Linked DNA regions of Mus musculus: region 2 is linked to region 1. The links are chromatin loops, found by intact Hi-C in ENCODE. Cell type or tissue: heart. All regions are shown on one strand. Links, peaks and the distances in the headings refer to the core of each region. The heading gives the core; the rest is flanking DNA. Region 1 holds the start of Cdc40 (cell division cycle 40). Region 2 holds the start of Fig4 (FIG4 phosphoinositide 5-phosphatase).

Region 1 (15,438 bases), core at 2,588-10,587:
AGAGAAAACATCTTAAGTGAGCTGAGAGGAATTCTCAGCTAATAAACTAAACCTAGTAAAATATCCAAGATGGAGTACTGAGCACTAACACTGTGAAGACAAACTAGAAGGGTAATCACCAACCACTCTATTAAAGGACAGCCTAAAGGAAGCACTTTGACAGAAAGCAGACATCTTTGCAGATAAGATGTAAAAAGGCCTGTCACTCATGTCTGTCTTGTGTGTACGTGTGCACACATACCAAACAAACTATCCCAAAAGGTAGGGATGGGAGTGGAATTGAAGTAGGGCCTGCACTGCTTAGAAGCTGAAGCTACTGAGTGACTCAGACATGTAGTTTCTAGGGTAACCACTTCAAGACACTTGGGGCATCATCTGTACATGGCAGCAGATAAAAAGAACACTGACTAAAAAAACCACCCAGAAGCATGGGTGCCTGACATGTTTCCTGCCTTTCTTCTACTACATCTACAGCAAGACATTAACAGTCTTAGATGTACAAGCGCATACTTTATAAAAACACGGAGATGGCTGTACCTCACTGGTTTTATATTACCTTCTTTATTTTTTCATTTAATGTGTATGTATGTATATATTTTTATTATTATTATGGGCAGAGGATGTAGCTCAGGCAATGGATTGTTTCCTTAGCATACACAAAGTCTTGGTGTGGATGGAATGGTGGCACAGGTTTATAATCACAGCACTTGGGATCAGAAGTTCAGGGTCACCCTTGGCTTCCTAGTGAGTCTGAGGTCATCCTGGGATATCCACGGTCCTGTCTGCATCCAACCAACCCAAAACATCTTGTTGTGTTTGACTCTGGCTAAAAGGCAAGTTTATGGTTATGTGCAAACTTATCCCTTTGTGCCTAGTTTTCAATACAGATGCACTGAGGCCAGGGACTGTTGTGTCACGGGACCTGGGTTACTGAGTGTTATTTTGTGGTCTAGCACAGGGGTTGGCAAACTCCAGAATATGAGCAAACTTTAGCCCACAGATGGTATTTTGTACTAACAAAATAATAATGGTATTTGCAGTCTTACTGTGTTGATTAAAACGAAATGAACATCAACAAAAAAGACTTGACAAAGTATATGAGGTCAACAGTGTAAGTCATGCTTGGAACTTGGTCCTTTACTGACGTTTGCGAATCTCCATATACATGATCAGTTGTTTTCTAAACCTTTAGTCAATCCCTCCTCACCCCACCCCCCGCCGTGCATGTGTGTGCGCGTGTGTGCGTGTGTGTGCGCGTGTGTTTGATGTCAAGGGTCTTCCTTAATCATGCTTCACTTTACTTCTGAGACAAGTTTCCCTCAGACCCTGGAGCTATACTGGCGAGTTAGGGAGCCAAGGAATAAGTTGTCGCTGACCTCCACAAGGGCATTTTAACATGCACCCCCACCCCCTACCTCAAAAACACAACAGGGCATACATTTATTTTTGGCCAAATACTCTCAGTCACAAGAGAATCATTCAAACAGACACGAGTAATTTCCTGCTTCACAATTCTCCCCTTGATAATTTTCTAACCCCTTTACTTCAGGGAGCTTTCCTTCTCTGGTGCACACTGCTCATCTCCTACAGAACCCACACAGCTGGGGATCTAGCCCAGCTCTCAATGCACCGCTGGTATCTTAGAGATTGATTCCAACTCATTCTCTTTACGTACTGAACCATTCCTTAGAGTCTGAAGTAAACAAGATGGAGAGGAAGCGTCCTCCCAGCCAGTGCCTGCTCCACTCCAAATCTGATCCTCCATGTCCTTACTTGGTCAAGACCTTTTCTTTTAGTTTTTCTTTTGTGTACAAGGCATTGGCGACAGAACACTCTCCAGGCCCCGGAAATGAACTTAGAAATGTGGTTAAGTGATGCCCTGGGCTACGACAAAAAGATAGAGATAGAAGAATCAAGGAGCCTGAGGCTGGGGGATCACAGGTTTGGGTCTATGAGGGAGGCAAGGGAACCCTGAGAAGGAGCTTGTTAACCTTGTGAGCTTTACAGATCCTTCAGCACTGAGGACGGCAGGCCTCACGCGCCGTATAAAGCATGAAGTGCTTATCTAAGAGACAGCGTGATGCTTTGGGGAGGGGATGTGAGTTCTGAATTTAGGAATGAACAGTCTTGATGTACTGTGTAGGAAAGACGTGGGTGTGCGGCTAGAAGAAAGAAGTACACAAAAAGTTATTCTTGTTTTAAAGAGAATCTGAACTAAACGGTGGCAACTGAAAAAGAAAGAGACATTTGATAAACATCACCCAGTCACAGTGGGAAAGAGTAGCTGTCACTCAAAAGCAAAGGCTCAAGAAGTCAAGAGTAATTCCCAGAGGAAAGGATGCTCTGAAGGCTGTGCTAAGGAAAACAGAGAGGAAGAGATCGAGTTGCGGGGGGGGGGGGGGGGGGGAGCAAAACCAACCAACCAGCCAGAAACACGATGAAGGGGAGGTAGCGGCTGAACAACTAACAAGCGAGTTAGAAGGGGAGGTAGCGGCTGAACAACTAACTAGCGAGTTAGCGGGGCTGAGGAAAAGGAAAACGGTGAGCCTTCTGTTTGTGGCTTGAGCCAATGAGCAGGATGTGGATCAATCAAAATGGGGAATACAAACGTGCACTAGAAAGACACTTAAGCTTTTAGCACACCATACAAAAGGGGCACAAGAGGCATTCTGGATAAGATTTAAAAAACATTAAGAAAGCTGGCATGGAGTTTAAGACAGGAGTTTACTAGGACAGCTGGTATTTAATCAGTATATAATTGTTACAGCTAAAATTGCTTTGCATTTTTGAAAATTGGTAGCTAAACATACTTGAAGGATGAGTAAGAATGGGCTCAGAGCTCTTAAGTGATGTCTCCAAGGAGGCCATGTGGCTAAGTGCTAGAGGGAGATATGAATAATACTGGAATCTTGATTCATGCCTATGTTAACCTCTTCACTGTGGTCACCTGTGAGCCACCAGAAGTATATACTGCAGTAAAAATATGTGAGACTATGTGGAGGGAAACTTGAAATAACAGCCTAGACCTAGAAAACCAAATGCTGACAGGGCTGGCAGAAGAATAGGGAACCTGAAGGCTGAGGATAGCTCGGTGGACATCATAGGAAAACTAAAGAATAGAGAAAAGGAATTATAAGAGCTATTTGATGCAGAGATTTAATTCAGATGGCAGAACGGTCTCATGACTGCAAAAGGCCTGGAACACCATTTCCACCAAGTAATTAATCAAGAAGCCAAGGCTAGACTGTACTGAGCTGGGGTGGGGAACCCTGTGACAAATCAGGGGAACAATGCATAGCACTGAAAGTTGGAATGTCTAAGGAACACACGGGGAAGGCTGCTGGAAAGTCATAGGCTGGCAGAGCTTTGTTCTGTTCTAAAGATAGACTTCCCAGTGTTCTTTCATGCCAGATGTCCTTATAAAAAACTTCAACTTCATAAATGACACAAACAAGACCCAGGGAGAGCTTAGTTAGAAATCTTCTTCTTTTCCCTCGTCAGTCTTTGAGCTGGTCATTCACTCACACAGGGCTTACTACAGACTGATGCTCTCAAAGGGCTCAAGACACACTAAGTCTTCTCCTAAGTTTGGAAACTCTTGCTTTAGCTAACGTGGTCTCTCTCTCTTCGAATTGACATTTCATTTATTTATTTATTTATTTATTTATTTTATTTATTTATTTTGGTTTTTTGAGACAAGGTTTCCCCGTGTAGTCCTGGCTGTCCTGGAACTCACTCTGTACCAGGCTGGCCTCGAACTCAGAAATCTGCCTGCCTCTGCCTCCCAAGTGCTGGGATTAAGGCATGTGCCACCACTGCCTGGCAACTTTTTATTTTTTTATTTTTATTTTTTTAAGAAAGGATTTGTCTGAGCAATCTACACACACAAAAAAAAAATCACACTTCTACCTTATTCTTTGTTGTGGTTATTACCCCATCCCATCCCCACCCCACCCCCCACCCCCGGACACCCAGTGTTCAATTCAATCTGTAACTACTTTATTTGTCCACATTTAATTGGTTGTTTCACCCACGAGAATGATTCCAGTATGAACTATGATAGCAAAGATGTTCTGGTTGGTTGACCCTTGTGGCTTTAATCCTGTTGTTACTGGGAAACAATACATGCTCCATAGAGAACTATATTATAGAACTATAGAACTGGGTTTCCCCCTTTATCAACTTCCTCGGTTGGGTTCGTGCATGCTACTTCCTAAACTTTATGTCCTTTTCCCATTCATTGTATTAACACAAAGAATCACAATAGCTAACATGTATCGCTTTCCACTAGATAGATATTCGGCTCTGTGCTATAATCTTTACCATATAATTTCACTCAATCTTTACAATAACCCCCCGATAAATATGTTTTTATACAGCTATCTTCATTGCACAACTGTACAAAAGAACGTTGTGTAATTTGAAAGTAGTGAAGCCAGGATTCGTGCCGAGTTCCTCAAAAACAAAACAGTGCCTGGCCGTGGCTCACTTCTAGTGAGGGTACAAATTCTAGTTTGAAAGTCTTGATCCAATATTATCTATGCTCTGAACTTATAACTGATCTAATAAGGCTACATCTTAGTCTACAAATTCAAACTTTCCTCCTCTCCTGAACTAATTTTATCCGACGGAGATAGGAAGGACAGGGGTTAGTGGAGAGCTGCTCCGTACTTCTAATCGTCAAGGAGGATGTGGGAAGAGATGTAAACGCTAGTTACATACTTCTCAGCGCCAAGGTAGACCAGCCTCTAACCCGAGACGAGCTGAAAGCAGTTCCTGAGCTTATTAGTGTCCAAAACACTTACCTTAACTGCCACCTCCGGAGCCGAGTCCACCGCCACGGTCAGAGAGAGCTTGGCTGAAGGCGATTTGGTCAAGTGCATGAGAGAGTCCGCGGCTGGCAGCGGACACCGACTGCCCTCACTGTCCGAATCCGATTCGGACCCCGAGCCCGAGCCATACGAAGCAGCTAGAGCTGCAATCGCAGCCGACATGACTGCAACAGATACTCTCTGCTAAGGCCAGGCCAAGGCGGAAGAAGCAGCGTCTCCCAGGTCCTGTCAGATTGTCATGGAACTCGATATTTACCTCCTTTAAAAAAAATCATTTATAACTTCTCGAAAAAAACTTTATTATTGAGATAACTGTATCAAAACTTGAGATTCACAAACATTTATCTAAAGAAGCACAAGGGATTACAACTATTTGTAACTTTCAGGACCTCGTTGATTAAAGACCCAGTCCTGAGATGTGTTTGAAGCCTCGAGGACCTTCACTCCCGGCGTACAGTGCGGCGAGGAGCTCGCGGCACCATGGGAAATGTAGTTTGGAGCGAGGAGGTGGAGCCCGGCAGAGGGGGCCTGCCTTCGACCCCGCCCCCAAGAGGATGCTTCATTCAATTGGATGTCATCTTCCCTCATTCCCGAGCCCAGCACCGTTCTCTCCGGCCCCCTCCCCCAAAGTGCGGATCGGGCAATACCACAGAGCCTCAGGACAGGGGGAAGCGCCGTCCTCTTGCCCACGGACGGGTAAGTGGGTGGATGCTCATTCTCCCACCATGCCGCCGTACGCCCTGCAGGGTTCGAGGGGAGAGTGCGAATCCTAAGTTCAGAGACCTGGGACCCGTCCGGTGCAGCTCCGGGGAAAGGTCGTGAGGCCAGGCGGAGAGCGCCCCGCGGCTCCCCCTGCTGCAGGCGCGGGTCCCCGCGCCCGGTTGTGGAGCGTCGCGCGGGGAGGGGGCGGCGCAGGGCAGCGGCTGCTCGCGGTGTTGTTCGCTCGCGCGTCGAGCGCACCGCGGCTCGGGCGAGCAGTGGGCGCCCCCGGCGGCATTCCCGGCGGCCCGGCGCCTCAGCCAGTGCCCGGCGCGGCTTCCATCCCGCAGCCCGACGCTCCCGAGGGGCTCCTGGTGGCGCCCCAGTGCGGAGCCGGACCGGCGGCAGCCGCCGAAGCATGTAGAAGGGGTACGGCGCGAGCCCCCCACGGTTTCGCGGTGAGCACGAGTCTCTCAGGATTTTGTCCCTTTTTTTTCTTCCCGGGGTCCTGACGAGGGAACTGTTCTCCACCGACCCGAGCCGAGAGGGGCGTGTGGATGAGCCGGGGTCTGCAGCGGCGGCGATGGATGGGCGCGCCGCCCCCGCCCCCATCCCGGGCTCCCCCGCGCCCGCCGCCCAGCAGCCCGGGCTGCGCGTGGAGGACGAGGCGTGGGATCTCGGGCGCGGGGACTGGCCCGAGGCTGCTCTGGGTGCAGCATCTGCGGCTCTCACCTGCGGCGCGGGGTTCGGGGCTCCGATCCCGCCGCTCCGCCCTTGTGCATCGGCGCCGGCGAAGGCTGCAGCCAGTCGCGGAGCCCTCGGCTCGCCCGGCGTGCCAGCGGTTCTGAAAAGCGAGCCCTGGCCGCGGGTCTTTGCGCCGCGGCTCTCTGCACGACCATGGTAAAGCGAGTGCGGGCATCCCTTTATATTCCAGTTTGGAAGAGAAGGCAGAGAGGGTGCTGGCTCTTTTGATGCCTGGAAATGGGGAGGTTCCTCGGGCAGAGTTAGGGAGACGCTTGCTGGGCTCTGATGTCGGCAGGACTCGCCCATTGTGCCACCCAGATAATTATTCAACTATGCAGCATCCATTGCACCTTTCCCATTTTTCTTTTCCCCTAGCTACAGCATGCCCCCTAGCTTCCGTAGACACCTTCTCTAGCACTTGCGGATGATGAACTAGAATAATGGTGAAAAGAAAGCTCATCGGATCCCAACATTCACGACCTGCCCTGTGACTGACTAATTAATACCTAGCTAGAATAGGTACTTTAATTCGACTCATTCTGACCCTATCCTTTACTATACAAAATGTGCCCGACATTCTATTTACATTTTTTTCTTGGTGTTCACATTAGCTAAGTCTTTATTTTCAGTAATCGGTGTGATTAGTTTATTAGTTGTTCAGTTGTACAAACATCCATTGACATTGTAAATTTAATTGGTAAACTTTCATTTTTCTAATTGTTGGGAGCCGCATAACACAAGTACAGATGCAGTCCCATTTGGAACTCACAGGAACAGTTTATCTTTGATCTAAGTTTCTGTTAGGGAAAGTATTTTTATTTATTTTGAATATTTGAATAACGTACTTATATATAAAATTTTCCGTTTTAATAAGAAAAGTTTTGTATTTGTAGAATATTTGAACATCCGATTTACTAATCATATCTTTCATTTGAATGAGAGGGAGGATTTAATATGGGAGGAGAAAAACTCCCTAACTTGGATTTTAATTTTCACTTAGTTCTTTTTAAAGTATATTTTATTGCCAGTTACAGTTTTTTTCTTTTAACTCTTATCGACATGGATATGAGTAGATCCAGTTTTGAATACCTTAAGGACAGAATATATCTCAAAACCTTGGGAAAAAAACATAGCTACTTACTACTTAAATGATATCATTTAAGAACAGCCTATGAGCCACTAGAAACATCTTTTCCTTTTTATCGGCTTTCCCCTCTTTATGTGTTTAAGCTTGTTTTGTTAACCCTTTCGATACGAACAGAATTGTACACGGACGATGCAAGTGTTTGGAGGTGCAGGGATTATTTAATTTGTAAAGGGCATACATTTAAGTTGACGGTGTAGAATCATTTTTTTTTTTTTTTTTTTTTTTGGCTAGGAAAGACCTTGCAATTTACAAAGTGGACATCTTGCCTTGGTTTCCTAACATGTAAATGGAAACAATACTCTTATGCCACACAATAGTATGCGTTAAATCAGAGAAGATATTTTCCCAGTACTTTTAAACTAACTTTAAGTATTTTAATTAATCGATGAATCATGAAGAGGCTTTGGTATGCTTTTCCACAGGGCCTGGGAAGGGCTGATTTACATTTGAGTTTGCTTTGGCCAGATGGCTTTAGCTTGAATTTATTTCTCGTTTTTTAACTATAGACTTAATGCCTACATATAATAATTATATAGTTAATACTGGTGAAAATAATTGGTAACGAGTAGAATAATGAGTTAAATTTGTGAAAAGTCTAGAAAATATTGAAGATCTCTTAATTTAGAAATGGTAGTTAATATATTTCATAATTGTGATTACTTATAAGATGCATTGAAGGTCAGCTTTATTGGTTGGATTTCTAAATGGCCATATGTTGAGAGACAGCACATTGGTATAGTATAATACTCAATTTATTTTTTGTTTAATTTTAAGAATAATTTAAGCTATCTTTTCCAAAGGCTTGATCTTCAGTAGAGATTATATTTGGGTTCTTATTAAAAGAGTAACTCCTTTACCTTCATAGCAGAAACTACTGTTGAGACTATATTATTATAGCTTTTATTAAGATATTAGACTTTTGGTTACTTTGTGGGAGGAAATCATATAGATGAAAAGTCTCTATATGTGAGTCTATAATTCATTAATTTATAATTCATTGATTAGCTGATTTGTTTTAGAATTATCTTAATTATATTTTATCATATTTTCTTAAATATAAAGAGCTACAATTTAGCTTTTTTTTTTTTTTTTTTTTAAATTGGGTAAAGAAAAAGTCTGGTTTTTCTTTTTTTTTTTTTTTTTTTTCACTTTCAGTCCATTTTTATTTTGTGAAAAAGCAGCAAATCAACATTACAACTGAGGAGGAACCTGAGTGTGCGTCCGACAGGGAAGCACACGGCTAAGTGGAGTGGCAAGGGTTTCAAAAAACCCATCAAATGTCTGATCTCCCAATCTCCAGATAAACAGCACTCTGTGAAGTGACTCGCAGGGGTCAGAGGTTATTGCTGTGGAGACAAACCTGCAGTGCAGTAGCGTGAGTCTTGGGCATGAAGCACAATCAGCTCAGCAGAGTTAAGTGGACAGCATGTTAAGAAACTGTGTGGAGGGAGGGAGGCAGGGCGAGGCAGAGTCTGTACGCCAGTTGACCCAAGAACAACAGAGAGAGATCGAAAACTTTCCAACTGAGACCAGGCAGAGTAAATCTCCATTTTTTTTTTTTTTAAAGAATGGCAATTAAACTTACAATTCCAACAGCCCACAAACCAAATAAGAATATTGTAAAAAGAAATTCAAACTATGTTCAGAGAGCTCACCCCACCCACTATCTCACTCTGAGCACCCCGAGGAAAATAGAAGCATCCATGACTATCACAGATGAAAACAACATCAACATCACTGGAATCAGTTTTTCCCCACTGAGGTATAAAATCTATATAGAAATCTCATACTATACTATAACAAATTGTACTTCTCATAATTCTTTTTAATTTCCTTTAAACCCTGTTTGACATAATTTTTATTGTTGTAAAAATGTTTTCATGATTCTGAACCTGGTTCCAGCTCTTTTCCACTTACTTAGAAAAAGTCTGGTTTTTCTTGAGCTCTGTGAGACAGGAACTATCCTGCAGCTTTACTGTCACAAATCCAAAGATGGTGGCAAAGGGTTCATCTGTGTGCCACAAACAAAAGGAGTGAAGAAGGAGGAGCAAACATTTGATTTACTAAAGCAGCGTGGGCTCTAAAGAGAAAGATATGCTTGGATTGTTTTTGGAACCTCTGCTTATAATCCTTTTACCGCATGTTATTGAGCTAGCACTAGGTATTGCATGATGGAGATGTTGGCAGCCTACATGGAAGGACAGTAATGATCTTGCAGCACACTTCCTGAAAATGGACGGGAACGCTTCTGTTTCCGAAGTTATCTTTCTCTGTGACTTCAGTGTTCCAGTGAAATCTTAATAAAAAAGATGTATATAAATGATGTCTTGTGCTTGTTTGTGTAACAGGTTTTAAAAATAAATGACCTCAAGATAGAACTTCGTAAAATTAAGAATTGTGGCTTATTTGTTTATTTATTATATACAGATTATAATTTTAAAATTTTTATCTTCTCTTTTTTTTTTTTTTCCTTCTCAGTGCTGGGAATAAAATCCAGGGCCTCATGTGTGCCACACACTCTACTACTAAGCTATACTTCCTGCCCTTAACTTTGGATATTGAATTTTCATAAGTTGGTAGTCTTAACTTATTTATTACGTTTGAAAATCATACCATACTGTAGAACTTTGCAGTAGTTTTTTTTTTTTTTTCTCTCATTGCTGAGATAGAATAACAAAAACTAATGAAAGTGGCTTTCAGGAGGAATGATCTGTTTTACTTAGTGTTTGAAGGAATATGGTCCATCAAAGGGACAGGGGCAGGGCATAGTTGCAAGACCATGAGGCAGCTGACCGTACAACATCTGCAGCTAGGAATGAGAGAGACAAATGCTGTCTGCACTTAGTTTTTTTCTGTTTTATTCAGCCAGGATCCAAGCACATAGGATGGAGTCATCAGCATTTAGGGTGGGCCTCAGTTATCCAACTCTGGAAACCTCCAGAGATGTGTCTCCTGGGTGATTAGACACCCACTGGAGTTTCCAATGAAGACTAACCACCACAGACTTGGAACTTATTTTCCCAGAAACTATTTACTTCATGATTAGACTCAGCCTACCAAAAGCCTACTTAACCCATAATATCCTGCAGTTACTAGATTATGTTACTGGATTATACTAGTAATTATAAAATTCTAGAAAATCATAAAATTTATGCTAACAACTATAAATACACCAACATAAGTATACAGCGACAGCATTATTGAAACTTCCCCGCTCTCATCCATGGAACAGGAAGAGGAGGATATTTCTCGGAGTTTGTATTGCTTTGCCTTATCTCATTAGGCAGGATGTTAGGGAAATTGCAAGGGTGTAGGGTCTTCTTGTGATTTTACTTCTCAAGGGCTTTGGTTTTGTCAATTGCAGTATCAAAAAGGTTGAAGTAGAGGACCCCTGCTCTGGTTTCTTCCCTAGAACAGAAGTCTGAGGTACTTGGAGAAATCTGTGGGCCTCCCCTTTCTTGTGAGACATTTTCCTTTCTAATATTTCTGCCTATACATTTGTCAGGGATTTTTTTTTCCTTCTAGTTCTACTTCTGAAAAGAGTGTAGTTCTAAACTTTTCTTCATCTGTCTCCTTTTGGAAGCAAGTTCTTAGGTTGTTACTAATTTTGATGGTTTTTAAAATAAGCTCTCAGCACAATTAAATGTTATTATAATTGTACATTATACTTCGATGGGGTGTGGAAGGATTGGAGGCAGGTTGAAAAACGAATTATAAATGCTTCAAGGAGAGAGGCGTTTTGAATGTCTGTCCTTCCACCCCCGGCTTCATTTTTATGTTCCAGTGCCTGTTTTTTAGCTTAAGCTAAGTGGATTTTGCAGTTGCTACAGAAGAGCAGGCAAGGCTTTCTGCTGTGAGAATGTGTTGTGAGAAAGTGACTCATGAAACAGCTGTTTGTCACTTAGGTTGGAGGTTTTTAATGGACTTATTTGGAGATTAATGATATTCAGAGATAATGTATAGCATGTTCTCCTAAACAGGAAGGAAGTACTGTTATATGCTTGCTCTAAATGCAAGTCACTCCATAGGGTCTCTTACATTTATTTTACCAAATCAGTACCACTGGTGTCAAGTCTCATTAGGATTTTATGGAAGATTATATCAACAAGTTAGCTAAATCAAAAAGATACAGCTTTCTGCTATTCTGCTTTTTCCCTAGGATGCCCAAAGGTTGAACAAATTTGTTTTCTTTCCAGTTGTCCAGGCTATAAACTACAAACTCTGAGACTCCTAGTGACTGTTCCCTTGCCTGTAGACTAGGTAAATAAGTGGCCATATCTAGGACCTCACAAGAAGCCTTACAAGGAGCACCTAGCTTCCTGACTATAGGCTAGGTATGTCTTTGTCCATGGTCCTGAGATTGAGTTTGCTAAAGATGCCATTTTTGTTGTGTCTTCGTAGTAAGTCTTTATTCTACCATGTATTGATTGGACTTGTATTTTAGATAGTTGCCAGCTACCCAAGAGCATTCCATCATAGATGATATAGTTAGTTTGAGGTCACATGGCTAATAAAATTGGAGGTCAACACAGATAATGCAATTTCCAGTCCCTCTTTTTTCCTGCTACTTAGACTGTCGGGAGCATCATTTCTTAAAGCTAAGAACCTCAGAGGAACTCTGTAGAATGGACTTAAATGTTGTTATCTCTTGAATTTAAATAATGAAGGCAGCAGATCTTTTTTGATATGTCAAATAGTGGACTAGCTTCTTGCTATTCTTTCTTCTTGAGTGGCTAATACTCTAATTAGCTGATGCCTCTGCTTTAATTAAATCAGCTTAGAAGAAGAACCCTTTGTGTCACAATATGGATTACCGTGTTTGGTTCCTCTATCAAAGATTAAGAAAGCTCTCTTATTTTTATTTATTCTTTGCTTGTTAAATTTGCTTGCAAATTTGTCTACAAAATCTAAGCAGTTTTATTTTCTATAGAAATGTCTCCTGTCTTATATTTGTCCATTTTTGGTAGTTTTTAACATACTTGTACAAGAGTTTATGATAAAAAGTTATAGAAAATTTAAGCAGAAAGAAAAGAAAGTAACTTGTATCCTAGTGGAGAGTACAGACTAAGAGTTTCCTGAAACCAAAGCAAAATCTTTCTGATAGACTTAGAAATCTATCAGGTTCGTTGTTTCTAAAGAGCCTTCTGTGACCTCACTGATTTTTCTCTCTTGCTCTCAGTTTTTAATTGCATCGATTCCTGTCCTTTTTACTAGTTTCTTTCTACTTACGCCAGGCCCGTTACCCTTAGTTGCTTGAGTTGGAGGTTTATTGATTTAAGATCCTTTCTTTGCCACTTCTCCTCCTTCCGGATTTTGAGATAGAGTCTCATGTACCTCAAAGCAGCTTCAGTCTTGCGTTTGTAGCTGATGATCACCCTGAACTCCCAGACTTCTTTTCTCCATTTCTAAGGTGTTGGAATTAAATGTATAAACCTCCAGACCTGACTCCTTTTATTTCCCCAAAATAACCATTGATTTTTGAGCTATCTCACAGATTTGAGAATGTACTTTCTTTTAGTTCTGATTATTCAAAGTAAATTCTTTTGAGACCTTTGAACTATTATATTTAATTTCTAAATATTTTGATATTTTCCACTGTCCTCTGAGAGTATGCATTGTATAGTTCCTATTCAATTTTCACCAGTGTATTTTATAACCTGAAATGTCATCTGTCTTAGTGAATGGACCATGTGAGCTAGAGAGGAATATATTCTGTTTTGGAATTAAAGTACTTTATACATGTCATTTAGGTTCAGTTGATTGATGGTTGGTTTTTGGTTGTTTTTGGTTTTGTTTTTTTAGTTTAACTGTATCTTATTTTTCTGCCTGTTGGGTCTATTAGTACTAATGAGGAATTCTGAAGCCTCCAATTCTGCCAATATATCCAGCTACTTCTTACCATTTTGTCAAGTTTTACCACACACATTTTGATGTTCTATTCTGAAGAACGTTGTACTACTCAGGGTTCTCTAGAGTCACAGAACTTATGGGTAGCCTCTATATAGTAAGGGAATTTGTTGATGATTTACATTCTGTAGTCCAACTCCCAACAATGGTCAGCAGCAGCTGAGAATGGAAATACAAGGATCTGGCAATTGCTCAGTCCCTCAAGGCAAGCAGACGAAGGAGAGAGAGAGAGAGAGAGAGAGAGAGAGTAAATCTTCCTTCTTCCAATGTCCTTATATGGTCTCCAGCAGAAGGTGTGGCCCAGATTAAAGGTGTGTGCCACCACGCCTTTAATCCCAGATGACCTTGAACTCAGAGATCTCCCTGTCTTAATCTGGGATTCATAGCCACTATGCCTCAAGATCTCCGTACCAAGATCCAGGTCAGAAACTGTATCTCCCAGCCTCCAGATTAGGATCACTGGTGAGCCTTCCAATTCTGGATTGTAGTTCATTCCAGATATAGTCAAGTTGACAACCAGGAATAGCCACTACAAATGTGTACATTAAGAGAGATTGTTGTGTTGTTTTGGTAAAGGTATCTTTATTATAGTATACTTTTACATTCCAGATAACTCACCTCATGCAGAGGCTTCCCTGGTTTACGCTGGCTACTTCAAGCTTTCTTTAGGTTCATATTGACATAGTTAATATTTGTATTTTCCTTCCCTCTGAAGAACTTGTTTGGTCAACTTGTTAACAGAAGTATTATCACTGGTGACCAATTCCCCTAGTTTGTAGTTATCTGAAAGTCCAACACAAAACTTTAGTTTGGTAAGTTTGTTCTTCCAAGATTTTCTTCATCCTTTCATTTTAAATCTATGTCTTCATAAAATAGATTTCTCCTAGACTGTATGCAGTCGGACCTTTTTACTCCCTCAATATCTCTGTCTTTTAATTGGTATATTTGAACCATTCACATTTAAAGTAATTAATGATAGTTGGATTGATTGCTATCATATTTTTAACTTATATTCATTGCTTTTGTACTTTGCTTTTTTTAAAAAAATCTTCTTTATCTTCTCTGACATTAATTGAATATTTTATATGGCTCAATTTTTCTCTCCATTCTTAGAATATCAATTATATATTTTGACAGTTTCTTTTAATGGCTACCCAGATTTTTTGGATACATTTATGGTTAATCTCAGTCTCTGTATAAATATACTAATGCCACTTAACATGTAGTTTAGGTATCTTTTAACAAAATTCCCAATTCCCCTGCCCTATCCTTTGTAATATTGTTGCCATTCATTTGATTTAATTATATCACATGATAATTTGTATTATTTTTAAATGAATTAATCTCTGACATCCTTTATATTCTTATATAGATCTGGCCTATTTTAGTATTTTCTTTCCCTCTGCAGAAGTGTTTTGTCATTTCTGGACAGGCATCTTTACTGGTGACAAGTTCCCTTGGTTTTTATTTGTCTGAGAAGGCAGTTAGTTCACAGTTTGGAATGACTGAAGCCAAAGTCTTAAGTTGGTAGCTTTGTTCTTTCAACCCTTGCAGTACCTCATTCTTCAGCATTTGAGCAGCTGCTGCTGAGAGCTCAGTGTAATTCTTACCGTCTGTCTATATAAGGAAGATGGTTTTCCTCGTCAGGATTTTGTTCCCATGCTTTTCAGATTTAATTTAGTTTAATTAACCAATTAGTGCTAGGGGATCCAACCTATTGCCTCATCCATGCTAGGTCGGTTCTCTAGCACGGAGCTGCAATCCCAACTGACTTGTCTTTGCAATTTGAGTATCATCTGCTTAGGTGTGTTGTGTCTGGTATTTGGTGGTCTTTGTGGGTCTGTCTTTTGGTTTCTGTCGTTGGCTTTAGAGAACTTTTGATTCGATATGTGCTGCATATTTTACACAGTTAATGGAATCCTCACAGTGACTTTGTGGAAAGGTATAATTCTTTTCAATTTTGGTTGAAATTCTTTTCGATAAAGGTATAATAATGCCTTTGCAAGGAAAGAGCTAAATTTTAAACATAGAGCACGACAAAATCTTTATAATTTTGGCCAAATATTAATGTCTTATATCTATTTCTGACTTAGGCTTTTTGTAGATATA
Region 2 (15,438 bases), core at 1-8,000, 420 kb after region 1:
CAGTAAAACCCTAACTAAGACAAGAGGTAAACATTTTCTTATTGTACAACAACCCTAAATATCTCATAAGACATATTACCCTCACCGATGTTCTTCCCCCTCTGCTACTTCAAAATGAACCAAGAACAAGAAAGAAGACCCTCGGGGGCTTGCCCAGAGCAAGTGACTCCATGATGATCTGACAGCATAAGTCCAGGAGGTGAAGGTGTGGCTAATGTCTCAGCAAAATGGAAAATTCTGGGACCTTCAGGACAGCCCTTAAGGCTGCAGAAAAGAGCTCTAAATACATGAGTGATATATATATTCAACTATGCAAAATATAAGGATACAATATGAAGTATGAGGGGTTTCATGAATCTAAAGACCAAAGGCAGGTACACTATGAGCCAGCTTGTCAGAGAGATACAAAGGCAGGCAGAGCAAGTTCAAGGTCAGACAGAGCAAGGTTAGGCCCACGAGTGGTAGAAATTGTAATTTCAGGGCAAGGTCCCACCCAACTAGATCTTTTGTGCTTAACAAAGGCAGACAGATCTCTGAATTCTTTTGCTACATTAGGGGAAAAAAATGTATGCTTGCTGTCTCTTAAGAATTAGAGTAAATGACTGGATTGCTATGTAAAATAAGACTGGACTTTGTGTTCTACAGGAGATGAGCTATCCAGAGAATTTAGGATAAAAAGAACTGCTTGGAGAACAGATAAATATATAGACACACATACAGAGAGAGACAGAGTGAAAGACGGATGGAGACACACACACACAAGCAAGAAGAGCATGGACAGAGAGGTCTCTTAGAATATAGACAAAGAGATCTCCAGGGAGAAAGCGGAACACAGCAGCCTGGAAAACTGGATCAAGCAGAACACAACTTGGATCCACAATCTGACTTTCTCTTGTCCTTCTTTTCACTGCTTCCAGACACCCCTTCTCTCAGAACCCGTCTCCAGGCTGAGGCTGGTCCTTGGCATCTAAGCCTCCAGGTGACTGCACCACAGGTGACATTTCAACTGTAACTTCTGAGACCTTCAGGCAGATCCGATCAGACTCTCAGTCTACTGAAATTACTATCTAGATCCACTAACCTGGGGGGTAACTTGTTGCAATAGGTAAGTCACGTAAGACCTGCATTAGTTGTCCTGGCAAGTTTTATATCAACTTGACACAAGCTAGAGTCATATGAATGGAAGGAACCTCAGTTGAGAAAATGCCTCCATAAAATCCAGACGTAGGACACTTTCTAACTAGTGATAGATGGGGGAGGGCTCAGCCTGCTGTGGATGGTGTTATCCTTGAGCTGATGGCTCCTGGAGTCTATAAGACAGCAGGCTTAGCAAGCCTTGAAGAGCAAGCCAGTAAGCATCACCCATCCATGACCTCTGCATCAGTCCTGCCTCCATGTTCCTGCCCTGTTTGGGTTCCTGTCCTGACTTCCTTCAGTAATGGGCAATGATGTGGGTGTATAAGCTGAATAAATTCTTTCCCAAGTTTCTTTTTTTTTTTTTTTTTTTTTGGTTTTTCGAGACAGGGTTTCTCTGTATAGCCCTGGCTGTCCTGGAGCTCACTTTGTAGACCAGGCTGGCCTTGAACTCAGAAATCCGCCTGCCTCTGCCTCCGGAGTGCTGGGATTAAAGGCGTGCGCCACCACGCCCGGCTCCAAGTTTCTTTAGTCATATTTGTTTCATCACAGCAATAGTAGCCCTAACTATATTATAAATGAATTTAATATAAAACATGATAACATAAAGGCTAAAACTGTGAATCTTTTCAGTGAGACAAAGCAAAATATCATCATGGCCTGGGAACAAGCAAAGAACATGAAAAGCAGTAAGCACACACACACACACACACACTGAAAATAAGGGTCAGAAAATCTTGCCCATGTTTATAAATCTAGCACTGGGGAGGTCAAGACAGGAAGATTATGATTTTGATACTATCCTATACTCTCTCCCTCTCTCTCTCTCTCACACACACACACACATATAGTTAAGTTAAATTTCATCAAAATAAAACACTGGTGTGGAAACTTGGTTTAGTGGGTAAAGATTCCCAGGGCCCACTGAAAGCCCCACACAATAACACATCTCTGACCCCAGGGTTGGGGGTGCGGCGTATAGACAGGTAGAGCCTGGGCGAGGGACACTCATTGGCCAGCCAGTCTAGCAATATGGGAAGCTCCAGATTTAATGAGAGACATCTAGGGTCAACCCCTGGCCTCCAAACTCCTCCACGTGGGCACACATACCCACACACATGTACATGCACTACACACACACACAAATAAATTAAATTAAATAAAATTTCTAACAGGGTTTGTCGTCCTCAGCAACCGAGTTTTCATGGGTGCCACTGAAGACTTGTGGGAAAAGAAATTCTGTTTTATAAAGAATAGCATCTCAGCCAGGGCCTCAGAATGCTCAGCTTACCGGTGGGCTAAAATTCCCATGTGACAGTTTATTTACTCTCCTATTGAAGACTAGCCACAGTTCACTGAATATACCAAACGAGATACTCACACCCTAATATCATAGTGAAGGCCAGATTCAGATAAACCACACTATAGCAACTTTGTTTCCCAAGCACAGAAATGAGAAAAAAATAAGTTCTATTAGCACCGCTCTGCAAGCCAGAGAACTATTAACAGATGCGTCCGGGTCACAGAACCTCGAATCCCAGCAAAACAGTGCATGTGATTAAGACCAATCACGGTGATAGTATACCATGAAATCGCAAAATAGAAGCTACCTGGGCCAAGTTCACATTTTTTTTCATACCCCCTGACTTTACTGTAAGGAGTGGACTCAAGAACTTCAAGATTATGGGAAAGCAGAAAAGAGGAACTCTTTCAGAAGCTGTGTGCAGTTCCTGTGTGCCACAGCACCTGTCTGCACGCACTTCTTCCAGCCAGCCACATGTTCCTAAGCAAGACAGACCTGCAAACCATCCAGTGCTTGACTGCATGGCCCTGGCGGCCGAGCCTGCAGCGGCGCTGGGAGGAGAGGAGGGAGTACGGGGTGCTGCCTCTTCCCGACGACCCCACAGGGTGCCCCGATCCCCGCAGCGCAGTCCTCCCGCCCCGTCCCGTCGTTGTGGGTACTCACAGCTCTGGTCTCATACAGCACCAGCTTCTGGACCGAGCTGATGATGGGGGCAGCGGCCGTGGGCATGGCTCCAGCCAATGGCGGCCCCGCCACAGGGCACCAGGCCGCGGCCCAGGTCGTGACAGCGGCGGGGTTCCCCCTGGAGACAGAGCGAGGAGACCCCGCAGACCTCCAGCACACCAGACACAGCTGACAAAAACAGTGTCAGAACACCAAACGTTCAGCAGCGGGCTCGCCGGCTGCTTCCGGATTCCCTCAGCCCCGCCTCCCAACCAGCCCAGCCCAAACCGGAGGGGCGGGGCTACAGGATCACGGGGTTGCTGAGGGCGGACGCTAAGGGTGCCATCTTTCTTAAGGGCAGGCAAAAAAAAAAAAAAGAAAGAAAGAAAAAGAACCTGACTTATGTTGACCTTTAAAGAAAAGAAATCAGATGATTGGGTTCTCCTTTTGGAGCGGTTTCTCCGTGTTGTAATTGGTCTGTTTCTTCCTATATACTCTTTATTTTCCCGAAACCTGTCTCCTGGATGCCTGTGATTTTCCCCTGTTTTGTCGCCTATTTTATCTCCACGAAAGTCAATAAAGTTAATATTGTGGCTGTATGGCCCACAAATCTTTCTTAATTACATAAATGTGGCGCCTTTGGTATTTGCACATTTTATGTGTGAGGCTAACGGTCTGAATTCTAAAAGGGACCGTGCTGTGTAGGGCGAGCGCGCTGCTGTTAAGAGTCAGTTCTAGTTAAGATAAGGTTTTCGCGTTTGCTGTCTGGGCATAAGTAGGTAATATATGCACTCGCTCTGTTGGTCACCTCTACACTTTGGGAAAGGTGTTTTATAATTATGACTACATTTAAACACAGGCTTAAGAATTCACTTTGAATTACAGCTCCACCTCCCGAGGCCCCGCCCTCCAAGAGGCTCTGCACGCCGCCCACAGGTTTCCAAGGCAACCGCCTAACAGCTACCTAGAGCCTCAGTAGAGCCTCAGAAGATAGCTGCTGTCGCGTCCCCGGTCCACAGGTAAGCAGAGGCAGGGAATTGTCCACATTCTGGGTGCATTTTGCCATCAGTTGCAGGAAAGTACACTTCCGGCGGGGACCCCACACCAGTTGCTTTTCTTGCAAAGTTAAACCACGATCTCTTCATAAATCGACTTTTCAAAACCAGTTCTCCTTTTAGCTAAGGTATTTATCTCACAAATGCGGACTAAAGACTTGCCTGCCCCAAAGGGTAACAGTGGCCGCTAAAGTAGCACAGGCAGGAAGTGCTAGGTTTCACAGGGACCCCTCGCTATATTCCAGAATTCACCGCTAGAGGGCTCTCATACTGAAAAGAAAAAGGTAATTATTAAAATACAAACAAATAGCTGAAGAGGATATTAAAGTTTGCTGTAGATTCAAGGCAGGACGTTACAAGGTTTTTAGAGTATGATTATCTATTATCTATTATTGGTTTTGTTTCAGTTTGATATATCTTTTTTATTGAGAAACTAGAAAGAAAGAGGGCAGGAGTCTCAGTTATGGCATTTTATGCTGGTGGGGGGGTGGGGGGGTACGTGCGTGTGCGTGTAAGCCAGAGGCTAAGCCAGCAAGCCCCAGAGATCCACTTATCTCCATCTTGAACTGCATCTTTTAACTTTTCCATTTCACAATGGAAACCAGCTCTTCCCAATGCAAGCTAAACATCTGCAGAGCATTTTGGTTTAGGAAAGTCACTTTTTAAAAATAAATAGTTCTGATTTTCAAATATTGTTTTCCATTATTATTTTATACTACAATGGAGCACTTCCCTTTGAGAATTTTCTTAGTTTACATCACCCAGGAGCCAAACTGATAACAAACAAATGTGCCAAGTTGTTTCTATAAGGGTGATCCCAGGAACAGAAGCTGGGCAGGGAGGGGCTCTTGGAAAAGGGGGTATTGTCACACAAGCTTCTCTGTCAGCTAAACTCACTGGGAAATGGGGAGTACATACCTTGGAACCATTCCCTTTCGGGGGAGCAGGCGGGGAGGGACGTTGTGTTTACTCGCCAACTCCCGTGTATTACTGGTTGAAGCCTGCTAGGCAGAGCTCGGTGTCTTGGAACTTCCAATTTGCCTGAGCTCAAACAGAGGGGACGTGGCAGCTGGAGGAAGTTCATGGACAGAGCCCACATGCTGGTATCCAAAAGTCCAGCAGTGACCTAGAAAAGTTGCCTGACATGCATGAGGAGAGATCTGCTGTACTCCACCCTGTAACCACTCACACCCACTGTCCCCACACCAAGGTCACACCAGCCCAGCCCATCACCAGTCCCTGAAGACAGTAACTCGAGAAGTTAATGAGGTCAGCTGCAAAACCCCAGGTCTCTAACCGCTCACTCATCTCCATCTCTAACATTTCTAGGTCTTCCTTACTCTTGGTCAAAACTAATGTGAGTCTAAGCTGCTTGCCCTGCTTCCATCCCTGTGTCATGGCATGAATATACATCCCAGAGAATCCTGAGTTTAAGATTACCTTTGCAATCCCAACTCTATCATACCAAACCTGCCTCCCCTGCCAGTACAACTCCTCATGGACTTGTGGGGCCCGAAAGGGACCAGTTGATAACAATCGTTTTAGTTTTGAAAAACCTTGACTGAGATCCTTGATACAACCATCTCTCCTAGCAAACAAATCCAGTCTGCTATCACCAGAGTCTAAAACTGTGAGAAATTTCCCAAATCAATCACAATTGCCCAGGTCAACCACAAGGTGGTGGGGATAAGATCCACTTCTCCTGTTTCTTGGCTCAAAGCATTTTTCTAGTTTTGAAGTACACTGGCTGTCTCTATCCCGTACAATACTAAAAAGTGCTGTACCAGGACCTTTGAGAGGTCTGTCCAACACACCAGTGACTTCTAAGTGAGCTGGGATGTGTGTGGTAGAAAAAGTAAATCTCACATTTACACACGCATCTTACAATCTTTACTGTAAAGAAAATCCTTTGATTTAATGCAATATTATATGAGCTTCGTGATGATAAATGAGACAGCCCAACCATTTGTTAGCTGTGCTGGCCTACAGACTACAGATAGGGAAGGCACACTCACCTTCCCCCACCCCCATGTCACTGGTCCCTCACAGTGGGAAGAATCCTGTATAGCCAGTCTGTCAATGATAAGAGTTCTTGCTCCTCAAGAGATTGTATCATACCAAAGTCTTAGCCTCATCTCTGTGGAGATGTAGAACATCGGTTGTAGCGACTACTGTGAAGGAACCTTACTAAATCATGGCATAGTCTTAGCCACTTCATCCCTGCCACCATAGTTTTTCCATTTAGGAACCATTAGGAACTAGGAGGAGCCAAGAAAGACTGGCAGGCATCTACTGGATAATCATCTTGCTCACCTGTTTGTTCAGTACATCTTCACAGGTGTATGCTTTGTGAGTGGAATTCGTTTTCTATGCTGCAGAACAGATTGCTACAAATTGAACATCTTAAAATGTTTATTATCTCACAGTTTCCATTGCCAGGGTCCCTGGCATAGATCAGAGGGGTCCTCTGCAATCAGGTGTTAACTGAAATTGACTTTCCACTGGAGAGACAACTAATGTGGGAAGCCACATGTGCCGTTGCAGGGTGGTGCTGGCTTCTGCTGGCCACCACGCATACATAGGCAGAAAAGGTTTTTTTTGCCAAGATGAGGTTTTGAGGATTAACCAAAATTAACCAATCAGATGAGAGAGAAGTTAACCAATCAGATGTAGGCATGCAAATGAGGTGGTAAGCATAACCCAAGCACAACCAATCCGGGTGTGAGACACGCCTCTCCTAGGCCTATATAAGCAGCACCAGTTCTGGGCTTGGGGTCTCTTCGCCTCTGCAATCAAGCTCTCCCAATAAACGTGTGCGTTCTTGCTGACAAGTCAGGGCGCACACAAGAAACTAAGAATCCATTCCATGATTGAGAAAATCCATCTCTGGCAAGAGGACCGGGGTTCCTGTTTCCTTTAGCTGTTGGCTACTCCCCATCTGGAGGCCAAACACTGTTCCAACTGTGTGGTCCTCCAACAGTATGTCAGCTTACTTCTTAGCCTCTCTTCAACTGCTAAGATGAAGTCAAATATAATATAAAACAATCATGAAAAGCAAGTTACAGATCCCACTTGCATTCAGTGGAAGCCGTTACACAAGAGTGTGGTGGGGAAGATCTCCCTTTAAATGCATCTGGCAAGCGGTTTACAAGTCCAATCATGGGCTTTTTCTCTTCTGAACGTCTCCTATGGGCCCCCGATAAAGCCATTCAGAGTCTCCCACCAGTTTGAGGACTTATAAACTCTGTTTAAGGCTCTGCTCATAGGAACATTTACCTCAATTGCTATTTTTCAAAGCTATTTGCCAGAGCAACTAAACTCTAGCCGTGTGGCATTTACAGCTTGCATCGATATATCTCTAGTCTCCTGTGATGTTCCTCTCTCTCTGACAGCTGTTCCCAGAGAGTGCTACCTCAGTTTTGACCTAAAAAAGAAACATAAGAGACATAACAGGGCTGAGAGTGGGGCGATCAGAATACATATTTATGAACCTTATTTTCGCCCTTCCAGACCTGCCTTAACTCTATCACAGTTCTCTGTTTTATCTCTCATTGGGCTGCTGCAGCTTTCACTCAGCGTTAGGACTCTCCACCCAACGGTCCTTGCTAGAAAGACAGATGTCAGTTCCCACAGCTCTCCTCTTGATGGTTACAAGCCTCTCTTGGAAAAGAACTAAGGCATCACCCGTGTAAATACTTGTGGAGTCCTCAGTCCATTCTTGAGGACTCCTAGCCTCCTCTTCAGTGAATTAGTGTGGCAGACCACTGCGGAGCTTGCATGAGGTAGAGCCAGCGCTGATGGTGTGGGCACAGAAGAGCCAGCCCCAAGAGGCAGGAGAGCAGGGGAGCTGGCAGGCTGACCAACTCAGCTACCACCCAGGCCCAGATCCAGGGCTTTGAGTCGCCTCACCCCAACATCTACCCCATCTATGCACTGCTGGAGCATGTAAGGGGCTGGTCCTGAAGACCCAAAGCTACAGGACCTCAATGACATAGGGCAACAACAGGATATCTGAGAGGATCTAATACTGATAGTGAAGCAGAAGCTAAAGGCCTCGAACCCAACCATTGATTCACTGCAATGAACCTTTGCATGTTCGTTTCTTGTGGCATTACTGAAGGAGTAGCCCTTGCCATTCCAGAGAGCCCAGCATGCTAATGAATTCTCTGACCTCATAGTCATTTTAATCTAACTTATCAGTTCTGTGAACCTTTAAGGCCTTTCTCTAACCATTTGCCAAAGCAGGTCCAGCATTTCCATCTCAGTTACTGTGGGTTTCTGTTTCTTACAAGCTTTTAGGGACTTTACCGGCAATGAATTCAGTCTGCAGGTGGTGTTCTGCCGTGAAAGAACTGAAGTATTTGCAAACTCGTATCTGGTTTAAATTCCCCTGGGTGAATATCTCTCTCAACAGTCTTTGCCCTCTGCACAATCTGCACATCATTTCAAGAGCAATAACTGAGAAATGCTGGTCCAGGGAGAGAGCCCAGGACTTGGATCCTATCATCGGATGTGATGCCTACAAAAAGAGCTTTAACACCTTTAAAATCCAGTCTGCCAAAGTTTGCCTTTTCAAACTGATCTGTTAGAATTGATTTCCAACATTTTATTTTTGTTGGTTATATCTTCACATTTTCTCTTATTTCTTCTTTTTAGAATTTACTTTAATTAGTAATATTAGCATGAATTTAACATTCTATAATTTCCATTTTAATTTTTATAGATACATTGATGTATTAAAGTATATTGTTGTGATTTTTTAGCTCTCAAGAATTGGGTCTTTAGATCTTGGTCCGGGACCCGCCGAACTTAGGAAATTAGTCTGAACAGTCTGAACAGGTGAGAGGGTGCGCCAGAGAACCTGACAGCTTCTGGAACAGGCGGAAGCACAGAGGCACTGAGGCAGCACCCTTTGTGGGCCGGGGACAGCCAGCCACCGTCTGGACCGGAGGACAGGTGCCCGCCCGGCTGGGGAGGCGGCCTAAGCCACAGCAGCAGCGGTCGCCATCTTGGTCCGGGACCCGCCGAACTTAGGAAATTAGTCTGAACAGGTGAGAGGGTGCGCCAGAGAACCTGACAGCCTCTGGAACAGGCAGAAGCACAGAGGGGCTGAGGCAGCACCCTGTGTGGGCCGGGGACAGCCGGCCACCTTCCGGACTGGAGGACAGGTGCCCGCCCGGCTGGGGAGGCGACCTAAGCCACAGCAGCAGTGGTCGCCATCTTGGTCCGGGACCCGCCGAACTTAGGAAATTAGTCTGAACAGGTGAGAGGGTGCGCCAGAGAACCTGACAGCTTCTGGAACAGGCGGAAGCACAGAGGCGCTGAGGCAGCACCCTTTGTGGGCTGGGGACAGCCAGCCACCGTCCGGACCGGAGGACAGGTGCCCGCCCGGCTGGGGAGGCGGCCTAAGCCACAGCAGCAGTGGTCGCCATCTTGGTCCGGGACCCGCCGAACTTAGGAAATTAGTCTGAACAGGTGAGAGGGTGCGCCAGAGAACCTGACAGCTTCTGGAACAGGCGGAAGCACAGAGGCGCTGAGGCAGCACCCTTTGTGGGCCGGGGACAGCCAGCCACCGTCCGGACCGGAGGACAGGTGCCCACCCGGCTGGGGAGGCGGCCTAAGCCACAGCAGCAGCGGTCGCCATCTTGGTCCCGGGACTCCAAGGAACTTAGGAATTTAGTCTGCTTAGGTGAGAGTCTGTACCACCTGGGAACTGCCAAAGCAACACAGTGTCTGAGAAAGGTCCTGTTTTGGGCCTTCTTCTTCGGCCAGGAGGAGGTCCAAATACAAGATATCTGCGCACCTTCCCTGTAAGAGAGCTTGCCAGCAGAGAGTGCTCTGAGCACTGAAACTCAGAGGAGAGAATCTGTCTCCCAGGTCTGCTGATAGACGGTAACAGAATCACCAGAAGAACAATCTCTAAACAGAGTCAACTATAACTACTAACTCCAGAGATTACCAGATGGCGAAAGGTAAACGGAGGAATCTTACTAACAGGAACCAAGACCACTCACCATCACCAGAACCCAGCACACCCACTTCGCCCAGTCCAGGGAACCCCAACACACCTGAGAACCTAGACCTAGATTTAAAAGCATATCTCATGATGATGGTAGAGGACATCAAGAAGGACTTTAATAAATCACTTAAAGAAATACAGGAGAACACTGCTAAAGAGTTACAAGTCCTTAAAGAAAAACAGGAAAACACAATCAAACAGGTAGAAGTCCTTACAGAAAAAGAGGAAAAAACATACAAACAGGTGATGGAAATGAACAAAACCATACTAGACCTAAAAAGGGAAGTAGACACAATAAAGAAAACTCAAAGCGAGGCAACACTAGAGATAGAAACCCTAGGAAAGAAATCTGGAACCATAGATTCGAGCATCAGCAACAGAATACAAGAGATGGAAGAGAGAATCTCAGGTGCAGAAGATTCCATAGAGAACATCGGCACAACAATCAAAGAAAATGGAAAATGCAAAAAGATCCTAACTCAAAATATCCAGGAAATCCAGGACACAATAAGAAGACCAAACGTACGGATAATAGGAGTGGATGAGAATGAAGATTTTCAACTCAAAGGTCCAGCAAACATCTTCAACAAAATTATTGAAGAAAACTTCCCAAATCTAAAGAATGAGATGCATATGAACATACAAGAAGCCTACAGAACTCCAAATAGACTGGACCAGAAAAGAAATTCCTCCCGACACATAATAATCAGAACATCAAATGCACTAAATAAAGATAGAATACTAAAAGCAGTAAGGGAAAAAGGTCAAGTAACATATAAAGGCAAGCCTATCAGAATTACACCAGATTTTTCACCAGAGACTATGAAAGCCAGAAGAGCCTGGACAGATGTTATACAGACACTAAGAGAACACAAACTGCAGCCCAGGCTACTATACCCAGCCAAACTCTCAATTATCATAGAGGGAGAAACCAAAGTATTCCATGACAAAACCAAATTCACGCATTATCTCTCCACGAATCCAGCCCTTCAAAGGATAATAACAGAAAAAAACCAATACAAGAACGGGAACAACGCCCTAGAAAAAACAAGAAGGTAATCCCTCAACAAACCTAAAAGAAGACAGCCACAAGAACAGAATGCCACCTTTAACAACTAAAATAACAGGAAGCAACAATTACTTTTCCTTAATATCTCTTAACATCAATGGTCTCAACTCGCCAATAAAAAGACATAGACTAACAAACTGGCTACACAAACAAGACCCAACATTTTGCTGCTTACAGGAAACTCATCTCAGAGAAAAAGATAGACACTACCTCAGAATGAAAGGCTGGAAAACAATTTTCCAAGCAAATGGTATGAAGAAACAAGCAGGAGTAGCCATCCTAATATCTGATAAGATTGACTTCCAACCCAAAGTCATCAAAAAAGACAAGGAGGGACACTTCATTCTCATCAAAGGTAAAATCCTCCAAGAGGAACTCTCAATTCTGAATATCTATGCTCCAAATACAAGAGCAGCCACATTCACTAAAGAAACTTTAGTAAAGCTCAAAGCACACATTGCGCCTCACACAATAATAGTGGGAGACTTCAACACACCACTTTCACCAATGGACAGATCATGGAAACAGAAACTAAACAGGGACACACTGAAACTAACAGAAGTGATGAAACAAATGGATCTGACAGATATCTACAGAACATTTTATCCTAAAACAAAAGGATATACCTTCTTCTCAGCACCTCATGGTACCTTCTCCAAAATTGACCACATAATAGGTCACAAATCAGGCCTCAACAGATTCAAAAATATTGAAATTGTCCCATGTATCCTATCAGATCACCATGCACTAAGGCTGATCTTCAATAACAAAATAAATAACAGAAAGCTAACATTCACATGGAAACTGAACAACACTCTTCTCAATGATACCTTGGTCAAGGAAGGAATAAAGAAAGAAATTAAAGACTTTTTAGAGTTTAATGAAAATGAAGCCACAACGTACCCAAACCTTTGGGACACAATGAAAGCATTTCTAAGAGGGAAACTCATAGCTATGAGTGCCTTCAAGAAAAAACGGGAGAGAGCACATACTAGCAGCTTGACAACACATCTAAAAGCTCTAGAAAAAAAGGAAGCAAATTCACCCAAGAGGAGTAGACGGCAGGAAATAATCAAACTCAGGGGTGAAATCAACCAAGTGGAAACAAGAAGAACTATTCAAAGAATTAACCAAACGAGGAGTTGGTTCTTTGAGAAAATCAACAAGATAGATAAACCCTTAGCTAGACTCACTAAAGGGCACAGGGACAAAATCCTAATTAACAAAATCAGAAATGAAAAGGGAGACATAACAACAGATCCTGAAGAAATCCAAAACACCATCAGATCCTTCTACAAAAGGCTATACTCAACAAAACTGGAAAACCTGGACGAAATGGACAAATTTCTGGACAGATACCAGGTACCAAAGTTGAATCAGGATCAAGTTGACCTTCTAAACAGTCCCATATCCCCTAAAGAAATAGAAGCAGTTATTAATAGTCTCCCAGCCAAAAAAAGCCCAGGACCAGACGGGTTTAGTGCAGAGTTCTATCAGACCTTCAAAGAAGATCTAACTCCAGTTCTGCGCAAACTTTTTCACAAGATAGAAGTAGAAGGTATTCTACCCAACTCATTTTATGAAGCCACTATTACTCTGATACCTAAACCACAGAAAGATCCAACAAAGATAGAGAACTTCAGACCAATTTCTCTTATGAACATCGATGCAAAAATTCTTAATAAAATTCTCGCTAACCGAATCCAAGAACACATTAAAGCAATCATCCATCCTGACCAAGTAGGTTTTATTCCAGGGATGCAGGGATGGTTTAATATACGAAAATCCATCAATGTAATCCATTATATAAACAAACTCAAAGACAAAAACCACATGATCATCTCGTTAGATGCAGAAAAAGCATTTGACAAGATCCAACACCCATTCATGATAAAAGTTCTGGAAAGATCAGGAATTCAAGGCCAATACCTAAACATGATAAAAGCAATCTACAGCAAACCAGTAGCCAACATCAAAGTAAATGGAGAGAAGCTGGAAGCAATCCCACTAAAATCAGGGACTAGACAAGGCTGCCCACTTTCTCCCTACCTTTTCAACATAGTACTTGAAGTATTAGCCAGAGCAATTCGACAACAAAAGGAGATCAAGGGGATACAAATTGGAAAAGAGGAAGTCAAAATATCACTTTTTGCAGATGATATGATAGTATATATAAGTGACCCTAAAAATTCCAACAGAGAACTCCTAAACCTGATAAACAGCTTCGGTGAAGTAGCTGGATATAAAATTAACTCAAACAAGTCAATGGCCTTTCTCTACACAAAGAATAAACAGGCTGAGAAAGAAATTAGGGAAACAACACCCTTCTCAATAGCCACAAATAATATAAAATATCTCGGCGTGACTCTAACGAAGGAAGTGAAAGATCTGTATGATAAAAACTTCAAGTCCCTGAAGAAAGAAATTAAAGAAGATCTCAGAAGATGGAAAGATCTCCCATGCTCATGGATTGGCAGGACCAACATTGTAAAAATGGCTATCTTGCCAAAAGCAATCTACAGATTCAATGCAATCCCCATTAAAATTCCAACTCAATTCTTCAACGAATTAGAAGGAGCAATTTGCAAATTCATCTGGAATAACAAAAAACCGAGGATAGCAAAAACTCTTCTCAAGGATAAAAGAACCTCTGGTGGAATCACCATGCCTGACCTAAAGCTTTACTACAGAGCAATTGTGATAAAAACTGCATGGTACTGGTATAGAGACAGACAAGTGGACCAATGGAATAGAATTGAAGACCCAGAAATGAACCCACACACCTATGGTCACTTGATCTTCGACAAGGGAGCCAAAACCATCCAGTGGAAGAAAGACAGCATTTTCAACAATTGGTGCTGGCACAACTGGTTGTTATCATGTAGAAGAATGTGAATCGATCCATACTTATCTCCTTGTACTAAGGTCAAATCTAAGTGGATCAAGGAACTTCACATAAAACCAGAGACACTGAAACTTATAGAGGAGAAAGTGGGGAAAAGCCTTGAAGATATGGGCACAGGGGAAAAATTCCTGAACAGAACAGCAATGGCTTGTGCTGTAAGATCGAGAATTGACAAATGGGACCTAATGAAACTCCAAAGTTTCTGCAAGGCAAAAGACACTGTCTATAAGACAAAAAGACCACCAACAGACTGGGAAAGGATCTTTACCTATCCTAAATCAGATAGGGGACTAATATCCAACATATATAAAGAACTCAAGAAGGTGGACCTCAGAAAATCAAATAACCCCCTTAAAAAATGGGGCTCAGAACTGAACAAAGAATTCTCACCTGAGGAATACCGAATGGCAGAGAAGCACCTGAAAAAATGTTCAACATCCTTAATCATCAGGGAAATGCAAATCAAAACAACCCTGAGATTCCACCTCACACCAGTGAGAATGGCTAAGATCAAAAATTCAGGTGACAGCAGATGCTGGCGAGGATGTGGAGAAAGAGGAACACTCCTCCATTGTTGGTGGGATTGCAGGCTTGTACAACCACTCTGGAAATCAGTCTGGCGGTTCCTCAGAAAATTGGACATAGTACTACCGGAGGATCCAGCAATACCTCTCCTGGGCATATATCCAGAAGAAGCCCCAACTGGTAAGAAGGACACATGCTCCACTATGTTCATAGCAGCCTTATTTATAATAGCCAGAAACTGGAAAGAACCCAGATGCCCCTCAACAGAGGAATGGATACAGAAAATGTGGTACATCTACACAATGGAGTACTACTCAGCTATTAAAAAGAATGAATTTATGAAATTCCTAGCCAAATGGATGGACCTGGAGAGCATCATCCTGAGTGAGGTAACACAATCACAAAGGAACTCACACAATATGTACTCACTGATAAGTGGATACTAGCCCAAAACCTAGGATACCCACGATATAAGATACAATTTCCTAAACACATGAAACTCAAGAAAAATGAAGACTGAAGTGTGGACACTATGCCCCTCCTTAGAAGTGGGAACAAAACACCCATGGAAGGAGTTACAGAAACAAAGTATGGAGCTGAGATGAAAGGATGGACCATGTAGAGACTGCCATATCCAGGGATCCACCCCATAATCAGCTTCCAAATGCTGACACCATTGCATACACTAGCAAGATTTTACTGAAAGGACCCAGATGTAGCTGTCTCTTGTGAGACTATGCCGGGGCCTAGCAAACACAGAAGTGG

Evidence for each region. Peaks named below come from ENCODE experiments on the same cell type or tissue, not always from the same donor. Only the 100,000 strongest peaks of a DNase experiment are listed, where the experiment ranks them.
Region 2: it touches region 1 in a loop (2.2-fold over the local background); 5 of 42 quality-filtered maps call a loop at or near these places.

The regions. Positions count from the first base shown.
Region 1 is chr10:40,878,082-40,893,519 of GRCm38, forward strand. It overlaps Cdc40 (cell division cycle 40), which reads right to left and starts at 5,062. Exons shown (of 15, transcript NM_027879.2): 1 at 4,806-5,062. The coding sequence starts at 4,994. Wasf1 (WAS protein family, member 1) reads left to right here and starts at 5,746. Exons shown (of 9, transcript NM_001379453.1): 1 at 5,746-5,989. In heart, for the core only: a CTCF peak has its summit at 6,675; DNase peaks (open chromatin) are centred at 4,990, 5,350 and 6,210; H3K4me3 peaks cover 3,303 bases; H3K27ac peaks cover 2,326 bases.
Region 2 is chr10:41,299,887-41,315,324 of GRCm38, forward strand. It overlaps Fig4 (FIG4 phosphoinositide 5-phosphatase), which reads right to left and starts at 3,355. Exons shown (of 23, transcript NM_133999.1): 1 at 3,101-3,355. The coding sequence starts at 3,166. Ak9 (adenylate kinase 9) reads left to right here and starts at 4,048. Exons shown (of 40, transcript NM_001370813.1): 1 at 4,048-4,119. In heart, for the core only: CTCF peaks have their summits at 2,962 and 4,387 (motif pointing right); DNase peaks (open chromatin) are centred at 3,245, 4,035 and 5,275; H3K4me3 peaks cover 2,591 bases; H3K27ac peaks cover 2,977 bases.